Linked DNA regions of Homo sapiens: all the other regions are linked to region 1. A link is a contact called in ENCODE Hi-C or POLR2A ChIA-PET data. All regions are on one chromosome and are shown on one strand. The core of a region is the stretch at or near the end of the contact, and the rest is flanking DNA. Distances in the headings are between cores, read along the strand shown.

The links. A loop is a pair of places that touch in the nucleus more often than their neighbours do. ChIA-PET counts read pairs that join two places held with the same protein, here RNA polymerase II (POLR2A). Pooled maps may share reads with other maps.
Region 2: a pooled map shows a loop between it and region 1 (6-fold over the local background). The contact joins the enhancer-like site here to the promoter of AVPI1 in region 1. A Hi-C loop is called at or near these places in 2 of 50 pooled maps.
Region 3: a loop to region 1 is called in a pooled map, with 8 times the contacts of the local background. The contact joins the promoter of CUTC here to the promoter of AVPI1 in region 1. A Hi-C loop is called at or near these places in 6 of 50 pooled maps. POLR2A ChIA-PET finds 5 or more read pairs at or near these places in 2 of 52 experiments (H1 and MCF 10A).

Annotation. Positions count from the first base shown.
Region 1 is chr10:97,685,765-97,688,914 of GRCh38, forward strand. AVPI1 (arginine vasopressin induced 1) reads right to left here and starts at 1,477. Exons shown (of 3, transcript NM_021732.3): 1 at 1,002-1,477. RefSeq lists enhancers at 614-1,567, 1,301-2,500, 1,568-2,521 and a silencer at 1,464-1,843.
Region 2 is chr10:95,293,656-95,296,805 of GRCh38, forward strand. No RefSeq gene overlaps it. Among named protein-coding and RNA genes, the nearest start is that of PDLIM1, 4.2 kb to the left of the region's middle. RefSeq lists enhancers at 1,307-1,903, 1,350-1,679, 1,950-1,999, 2,020-2,199. Within about 2 kb of position 1,721, at least 27 of the 41 ENCODE cell types and tissues checked have a DNase peak (open chromatin) inside an H3K27ac peak, as active enhancers do.
Region 3 is chr10:99,730,821-99,733,970 of GRCh38, forward strand. CUTC (cutC copper transporter) reads left to right here and starts at 1,414. Exons shown (of 9, transcript NM_015960.3): 1 at 1,414-1,589. The coding sequence starts at 1,529. It overlaps COX15 (cytochrome c oxidase assembly factor COX15), which reads right to left and starts at 1,307. Exons shown (of 9, transcript NM_078470.6): 1 at 1,140-1,307. The coding sequence starts at 1,229. RefSeq lists an enhancer at 1,009-1,228.

The sequences.
Region 1 (3,150 bases), core at 227-2,726:
AGACAACTGGATATACATTGGCCTCCAAATCCATGCCCCTGGAGGTGGAGAAAGGAACTGGGCCCTTTCCCCAGACCAGTTCTCATATATGACCTGGAAATAAACTGCTACTAGATCTAGGGATAACCCTTTCAAGATTTCTAGAACCCTGAATTCTGGCTGTGCTGCTAACTGGGTGACCTTGGATAAGTCTCAGTTTCCCCTGCCACAAGTTGCTCGTCATCAAAATAGTATAAGGCCAGGCCTGGTGGCTCACGCCTGTAATCCCAGCACTTTGGGAGGCTGAGGTGGGAGGATTGCTTGAGCCCAGGAGTTCCAGACCAGCCTGGTCAACATAGCAAGACTGCCTCTATAAAATTTTAAATAAGCTTTTTAAAATAAATGGTGAGTATAAATAACTCTTAACAGGAAAAGGGAGATTAAGTTTGTGACGGCATTCCTTCTAGTACCTGGTATACCACAGACATTCTATGCATGCTGGTTGAATGAATAAATGATGAAGGGAAAGGCTGTTTGACTACCAGGGGCTATAGAATCATTGTCATTTTCATCATCACAGCCATCAACAAATCTGTGTACTTTTAAATCATAGCTTTATGATTAAAATCATAGAGGCAGCTTGTTCAGTGTCAAGCGCAGAACAGAGCACGTTCAGATGGGTGCTTTCTTTCCTCCTCACTTAAGGTGGCACTATTGTTATACCCATTTTACAGATGAGAAAGCTACACCCAAAGTCACACAGCTGGCAGGTGATGGAAGCTGGGACATGAACCCAGGCAGTCTGACCCCAGCACCCGGGCTCTCAAGCCACTGTTATTTTTGTTCCTGCCAGATGGCTGAGGAGGTCTTCTGGGGAAGGTCGGTCCCAGAAGCCTTTCGGAGGCTATCTGCTTCTGTAGATTGTGGAAGGAGCAGGGAGGGATCCAAAGTCAGGACTCCCAAGCTAGCCTCTGTACCCTCTGCACTCCACTGCCCGGTGGAGAATTGGAGCAGGTACTCACCACACTGAAGGGCAGCTCCGACAGACCTCAAATGGGGATGGGGCAAGCTAAGATGCGCCCACTCCAACCTCTTCCACAGCCTTCAGAAAGGGCAGGCGCAGCTCTGCGAAGGTGCTTACAAGGGCCAGTCGGTGATCACGGGCAGCACAAGAGCATGGCAGAGGGTATCCTGGCCGAGGTCCTAAGGCGACATCTGCAGCACGAGGAGGCCCCGGGACTCAGACGTGGCCGCTTCGCAGAACGACGGGGTCCTAAGTGGATCTGGCGGTCGCGTCCCGCTGGCACCCCGGCTCTGACTGTCGCCCTCCGGCTCCCACCGCAGCGCCGAGCTGGGCCGCCGACCTACGTACCTGGTTGCTTGAGGCAGGCCGCACGCAGCCCCAAACTGGTCCGGGCCACTTGGGTCACAGCCGCGGTTCCCGGGAGAAAGCGCTCCCTAGCCCCGGAACAGCCAATCCTCGGCCCTAGCCAGGTATGAGCTCCCAGGCGAGCCTTCCAAACCCAAGGCGGAGTTCCGTGCGCCAATCATCGGTGGGAGACAGGGAGGGGGCGTGTCCATCCCCGCCCCCCGCCTCCGCTGGCCTCGAAAGCGGAGTGCGAAGCTTCCTCAAACCTAATCGGCGGCGGAGCGGCGGTGAGGGGGCGTGTCTGCCCGGGCCCTGCCCACCGCCCTCTCCGCCCCCGCGCGGCGCCCGAGGCGCCCCCTTCATTGACGTCAGTCCCCAGGGCCAGCGCGGTTTTGCTGGCGCGGGAGCTGGGCGGGGCTGCATTCCTGCCCCAGGGTGCGGCGAAAGCTGGCCCTGCCGGGTACACGTGACGGATGCCCCTTCTCCTGGGCCCGAGGCCAGCGCGCGCGGCACTGACTGCCTTGCAGCGCGTGGCCCTCTGCAGATCCTCAGACTCTGCCGCTCAAGTCCCCTCCCAGCCCACCGTTTGGCTCCGGCTTTGAGGGAGAGGAGGGGGCAGTCTGCTGGAGTCAGACCTTGGGCTTCAAAGCCAGAATGTCGTGGGTTCAAATATTGGGTCATTTGTGCGACTTTGGGCCGGTTACCTAAACAAGACCGTATTTTAAAGTTTGTATGCATTCGGAAATGTTCATTAGTGACCTATGCTGTCCGAGTTCCTTGATAGGCCGTAAACAAGAGAGACGGAAAGACCTATAGCCCTTGTCCTGGGGAGTCTACAGCCTAGTAAGGGAGGCAGGCATTAAACAACCTAAAACATGGAGTATGTGATTACAGTTGTGATCAATGTTATGGCTATAAGAGGATAAATATGGAGGAACCTAAGCTTCCTCTGGGAGGTTCAGGAGGGCTGAAGAAGCAGCATTTAAGCTGAGATATAAAGAAGGAGTTGAAACTGGTCAAATGAAGAGGAGTGGATCTGGGGAGACTGCTTTAAGGAAAGAGGGAAAGGCATTTGGTTGGGCCAGGAGGTAGCTTGGCTCCGGAGGAATTAAATGCGACCCGGAGTAAGGCTAGCAAGAGAGAGCACGGTGGGAAGTAGAAGGCAGAGGCAGGCAGAGAAGGTTGCATGTGATCCTTGGAGGGGTTTAAACAAGGAATGGCATTATATGTACTGTGTTTATGTAACGGGCATTTTATAGTACTTACCACGTACCAGTAGTGTCAGTCAGCACTTTGCAAATTTCATCATCATGACAAGTTTGTGTTTTTAGAAGGTCACTCTGGCTGCAGTTTGGAACTTGGATTGGAGGGGGCAGGAGTGGAGGCAGGGTGTCCAGTAGGCCTCTGATAAATGCTTGTTTTGTCCTTGGAAGATGAAGTGTTTGTGCACTTGTTCAGCAATGCTCAGGAAAGGCTCCTGGGTCTCCCTGACTTCCTTTTTACTTCATAGCTGACCTCTTATCCATTTAAGCTTGATTTTTCTTCTGTAAAAGTTGTGGGTGGGAAGGGGAAGAGCCAGCACATGGGGCTTTGTGAATTCCTTGTTGCAGCGTGAAGGGGATGCTTGGGAGCTATTTGTCCTCACCCCATGATCTCCAGTTCCTCTCTCTGTCCTTCTGCACAAAAACAGCGTAAGTGTTGTTGTGCTGTGGCTAAAAGGGTTTTTTGTTTTGTATTTTTGAGACAGAGTCTCACTCTGTTGCCCAAGCTGGTGTGCAGTGGCACCATCTCAGTTCACTGCA
Region 2 (3,150 bases), core at 471-2,970, 2.4 Mb before region 1:
TCACAGTAGGTGTCAATAAGTGTTTATTCCGTACAATAGTCTATACAGACATAGTGCACTAATGTGTTAGCAAAATGTCTGTGAGACTTGAGTCCTCAGTTGCTTTGTTTTTAAATGTCCTCGGTTGTAGTCTGGCTCTACATAACAAGAGCTATAAAACAGTCAGCCCTTTGACCCAGTCATCCACTTTCTGGGCAACAATTCCAAGGACATAATTTTTAAAAAGAAAAATGCTGTATGTATACAGATATTTATAGCTGCATTATTTATAATGACAAAAAACTGGAATCAACCAGTAACAGAAAAGTGGCTAAATATGGTATGGCCGTAAGAGGGAAGAGTATGCAGCATGAAAATAACCAGGAAGACTGTGAAGAGACAGGGAAATGTGTTTTCAAAATATGTAAAAAGAGTGCAACAAAATTATTCGTATACCGTGTTAAAAAATAAAAGCTTATCTACCTATTGAAATTAAGAGAAAGTAGGAAAAGTAGTGGCAGACAGAATGAGAATTTTTTTTAATAATTGCCTCTAATGATGATGTAAAATTTTCATAATAAACATCAAAATGGTCCCAGCTCCTTGGATGGAGACTAAATGCTAGTCTTTCTCAGGATAGAGACCTGATCATTTATCCTTTTTTTTTTTTTTTTTTTTGAGACAGAGTCTCACTCTGTTTCCCAGGCTGGAGTGTAGTGGCACGATCTCCGCTCACCGCAACCTCTGCCTCCCAGGTTCAAGTGATTCTCCTGCCTCAGCCTTCCAAGTAGCTGGGATTACAGGCACCTGCCACCACGCCTGGCTAATTTTTGTCTTTTTAGTAGAGATGGGGTTTCACCATGTTGGCCAGGCTGGTCTCGAACTCCTGACCTCAAGTGATACACCCACCTCGGCCTCCCAAAGTGCTGGAATTACAGCGTGAGCCACCGCGCCCGGCCTCCATTTATCTTTTTTATCTCCTCTTCTCTCCCCCAACCAGCTAGCTCTGAACTGGGCACACAGCATATATACTCAGAAAATACCCAGAAAAAGATTGACGACCCTCACCCCAAAACATAAACAATCTTCTCTTACCTTAAACACCATTACTTAAACACAATTTATTCATGCTTTCCAGTTCCCTCAGACCCTCGACTCCTGCCCAGTGCTAGTTGAATGGCCTTAAGCAACCTCTCCAAACTTCAGTTTGCCTTATTTTTATTATTATAACACATTCCATGAAAGTTTGTTAACCTAAACAGCCTAAATTCAACATCTGGGTGTTCTAGGGCAAGCGGGGAGAATGAGAAGAGGGAAGCAAGGAGGGTGGAAAGTGCAAGGGGTGGGACAGTGGTCTCTCCAGCTCTCAGTCCAGTTTTACAATGTGACCTGGGTGGGAAGTGGTTGATGCCCTGGCTCCCCCAGCTTGGCCTCTGCAGAGCTGGCAACTCCCACACCCAGGGTGCAATTACCAGGACCTTTTAGAGCCACTGTGTGGAGACTACTTCCTGGAACAACAGCCCCATTTCCTAAAGACAGTAAGTCTAGGATTGTGCTCAGCTTTACAATAAGTCTCGTTGACTCTGCAGAACAAGTCCTGGACTTGCCCAGGTAACTCAAGAGCCCTCTGTGGGGCTAGGCTTCTAGCTGGGACCAAGCGAAAGCGTGTGACTCCTGACTGGGAGGTCCGCTCTGGTATCTAAGTGAGGCCAGGCTCTGCGCAGCCAAGCAAAGAACCGCCGGAAGCTCTGGTTTCACCGCGGCCGAGCGCAGATCGCGCACCGGTTCTCACGTCTGCAAACGTGCAACTGCCTGCCGCGGGCGCCCTGATCAAACAAGCAACTTGCTTCCCTTTGCTGTGAAAAGAACCGAAACTCAGGCTCAGAGCCTCGCAAAACAAAGACATCTTTACCCGCCCAGTGCTATCCTGTGTCACCCCCCTCCCAGGGTCTGCGCGTCTTTGATGGAGCCCCACGCGCAACTCGTCGCGGCGCCGCTCCAGGCAGCTGGCTGCATGCGAGACCCGGCGGGGAGAGGTTCTCCCGGCCGCGCTAGCGACTGGGCAGGGAATTGAGCTCCCAATCCTTTTCTCCTGCTTTCTGCTCCAGCTCGGGAAATCTTGAAGTGTCCACTGGGGATTGGGTGCCTCTCGGATTCCAGTTGCACAAAGCATGCTTCGTGGGCGTCTGGATATAAAGACACCTACCTACCTGGGCACAGAACTGTCTGGCGTTCCCTCAGGGCTGGTGAGGTGTGAGTAGATGAACTGCCAGATCTGAGGCCTGCCGAGTGCCTAGTAGACAAAGAACTGAGGGGCGAGCCCAAGGACCACAGCTATGTCACCCACCTGCCTCCTGGTTCCCATTCCACCTGGACAGATGGCACTGGTGTTCTCAAAAGCAGAGAGAAACTTGGGCGATAATGTCTCAAGCATCCTTGAGTATCAAAAGGAGAAGAAGAAATTCCAAAACAGGGTAATAGATAGGGTGGTTCATATTAAATGCTTATATTGAAAAATTAAAACAAAAAGACAATGTATTATATTAGTATTAATGAATTAGGCCAGGCACGGTGGCTTACACCTGTAATCCCAGCACTTTGGTAGGCCGAGGCAGGAGGATCGCTTGAGTTCTAGAGTTCGAGACCAGCCTGCACAACATAGCAAGACCCCGTTCCTACAAAAAATACGAAAGTAGCTGGGTGTGGTGGCACATGACTGTCGTCAGGGCTACTCAGTAGTCTGAGGTAGGGGGATTGCTTGAGCCCAGGAAGTTGAGGCTGCAGTGAGCAGTTCCTGTGCCACTGCACTCCAGCTTGGACTATAGAGCGAGACCATATATGTATGTATATACATATAGTTCTATATCAGAACAAGAGTCCAGTGAAGTGTCATCATGCACTTTTCACAAAGGAGAAGGCTGAGGCACTGAGGCACCATCCAGAACCCCTTCATGAAAGGACCTGTCCCAGGTGCCAGGAGGTGGACACCCTTCAGCATTTAGTTATTTTAGGGACTATCTCTACTACAGAGCAGCTTTTCCCAAAAGCACACCTTCCCTACGCTGCCTGCCCAGGGTCACACATCATCTAGGTGGGGGTGAAAGACTGGCCATTTGGGCCTAACATGGGACAACTCTGATGGGACATTTTGACTCCAGAGCTCCCCATGGA
Region 3 (3,150 bases), core at 164-2,663, 2.0 Mb after region 1:
GAGGCCAAGGTGAGAGGATCACTTGAGGCCAGTAGTTCGAGACCAGCCTGGGCAATGTAGCGAGACCCCCTATCTCTATTTTTTCAAAAATTAGGCACAGTGGCACACACTTGTAGTCTTAGCTACTTAAGTGACTGAGGTAAGAGGATGCTTGAGGCCAGGATTTCCAAGCTGGAGGCTGCAGTGAGTTATAATCATGCCACAGCACTCCAGCCTGGGTGACAAAGTAAAACGCTGTCTCTAAAAAAGAAATTTAGAGAAAAAGATTTTTTTTTAAAAAAAAGGTACACTTGGAAAGGCAGCTCCATTATAATCTTATGGGACCATGACTGTATCTGTGGCCTGTTGTTGACCAAAATGTTGTTATGCAGCACATCACTCTACCTTCAGGTTCATCTGTTTGTATCTCCCACTAAACTATGAGCTTTGGGGTGGCAGTGTCCGGTCAGTCTTGCTCTCTCCCTTCTGCTAGCTTTGTTTCTAACACTGTTCCTTTATATAATGAGACCATGATAAGGATTTCGCAAATGAATAAACTGACTTCCTCCAGGGCAGGAGTCTTGTAATATTTATCTTTCTTTTTCCAGTTCCTAATATATAATAACCACTCAATAATTACTAGTTAAGCAAATGCATGCCCTCTTCTTACTATATCCCTGTGAGTCCAAAGATCCATGCTCGGTTTCCTATTTCTGATTAACTGAGTCACCTTTAGAAAAGTAACTTTAAGCCTCAATTTCCTTCTCTGTAGGATGCAGTAATACTTCCTCATCTGACTACTTGGAACTTTTTAAGCAAAAATAAACTATATGGGTAAAAATTACTCAGCTTTTACCATGTGCTAAAGGCCTGATGTATATTAAAGAATGTAATCCTCATAACAAACCTTAAAGTAGGTATTGTTATCCCCATTTTACAGATAAGGAAACTGAAGAACAGAAAGTTTAATTAACTTGGCCAATACCACACAGCAGGTCAATGTTCCAGATCTGAACCTAGGGGCTCTGATCTGAACCTATGCGTTGTGAGTGCACTGTAAGGAGCTCCGGAAACGTGATGTGGGGCTCTACATTATCTTTATCCCGGCCCTTTCACTCCATCCCCGCTCCCGCGACTCGGAGTCCGCTGCAGTGCGGTACCTGTGCTCTAGGCGCTGCCCTAGGAGCCAGGAGCGGCAGATACTGCCTCCCCTTCAAGGCCCTCAACGGCGGAAAGAGCAATCGCTGCATACTGATGACAGGGAACAGCCACCTCTTCCACAACCCAGGGCTCTGTGGTCTCCCTCCTCCGCCAAGGAAAAGAGAAGCACTTCCGGGTCGGGCAGCGGGAGCCCCGCCTTCTCTGGGGACCGGAGCGAACAGAAGTGCGCCTGCGTTGCGACTCCGCTTTCGCGGGGGCTGCTGGGGCGTAGGTGTCGGGGACGCGCGCACGGGCGCGCGCAGCTGTTGACGCGCTTCTTAGCTGGTGCGCGCCGGAGCCCAAATTCCAAGTGGAAACTGCAGGCGCACGAGGGAGGAACGCGTGGAGCATGAAAAGGCAGGGGGCCTCCTCTGAGCGAAAACGAGCGCGGATACCGTCCGGGAAGGCCGGTGCGGAAGGTGGCGGGGGAGGGGACGGTCGGCCGAAGGCTCCCCGGGGCGGGCCGGCGGGAGTCGTAGTCAGTGGTGATTTCTTCTGGAGTCGTTTCCTCAGCTCCTTCCAGCCCCTTGGGCGGCACCTTCTATCTTTGAGGCGTTAAAGGTGTGGAAACGGAGGGCGTGACGAGGGGCAGGTAGCGAGAATGGCTCAGCTGTGGAGCCAAGGTTCGAGTCCCGGGGTCCCCTCATAACGGCCCTGCGACCTTGTGCAAGTTGGTTAACTTCAGCTTCACGTTTTTTCCGTCGCCACACGAGGATGCCAGTACCGCCCGCACCAGCAGCCAGTACTCCGCTGGGATAGTTAATTGTCGAGCGCGGAGCCCAGTTCCTAACCTGCAGTTACCTGTAGCTGCCACGGCGGGGACGGGGCTTGGTCCCCAAAGTCACGCAGCTACCAAGTGGCCGAGCTTGTGGCTGCTCCAAGACCCGAGTTCTTCCTGAGTGCCAGGGTAGCATGGCATGGCAGGTGCCAGAGAATTTGGCAAGTCCCTCTTCCTCCGTGAAGAGGAACCTTCCTAAAAGTTATCAAGAATCCTCAAAGATTTTTTCTTTATGTGGATTACATCTATCTATTTTGACTGTATTAGAAATTAAAACAAATTTTTTTTTGGGAGGCCGAGGGGGACAGATCATCTGAGCTCAGGAGTTCGAGACCAGCCTGGCCAGCATGGTGAAACCCCGTCTCTACTAAAAATACAAAAATTAGCTGGGCATGGTGGCAGGCGCCTGTAATACCAGTTACTCGGGAGGCTGAGGCAGGAGAATCACTTGAACCCGGGAGGCGGAGGTTGCAGTAAGCCGAGATCGCGCCACTGCACTCCACCCTGGGCGACAGAGCGAGACTCCGTCTCAAAAAAATAAAAATAAAATTAAAACAAAATTTTAAAATATTGATTAGAAAATAACCATAGTAAACCCATTACATATTGACATAATATTTTTTTGAAAAAGAAATATTCCTAAACAACAACAACAAAAAAAGCAAAAGAGTGGAAATATATTTTTGCAAGTTTCTTCAGTATATCTTAATGGAAGACAGCTGGATTCTCATGCCCGCTGCTTCATTCAGTCTAACATGTCAAGTAGCCTCTTGAAAACGCCTCTTCACGGAGGTTGCAGTAAGCCGAGATCGCGCCAATGCACTCCATCTTGGGTGACAGAGTGAGACTCTGCCTCAAAAAAGAAAACGCCTCTCACTTGTGAGAGAATTAAAGTGAAAAAGTCAAATAAAGTGTTAGAATTATTAAGAAAACGGTTGTAGCCCTGCAGACTCTGAAAAGTCTCAGAGGCTCCCAAAGCTCTCTGGACTACTACACTTTGAGAACTGCTGCTGCTTCTCCTTTGATCCTATAACTTTGTTGCTTGGGACAACTGCCTTGCTCTGCCTTCTGTCATAGCCTTTTTTATACATCTCTCCATCTTCTCCTGCCTAGGGTCCTTTCTTGTGTGAGGCAAATAGTCCCCCGGCAGCATCAGCATCGGCCAGTGCCACTGATCTGACAGCTGGTCTGGT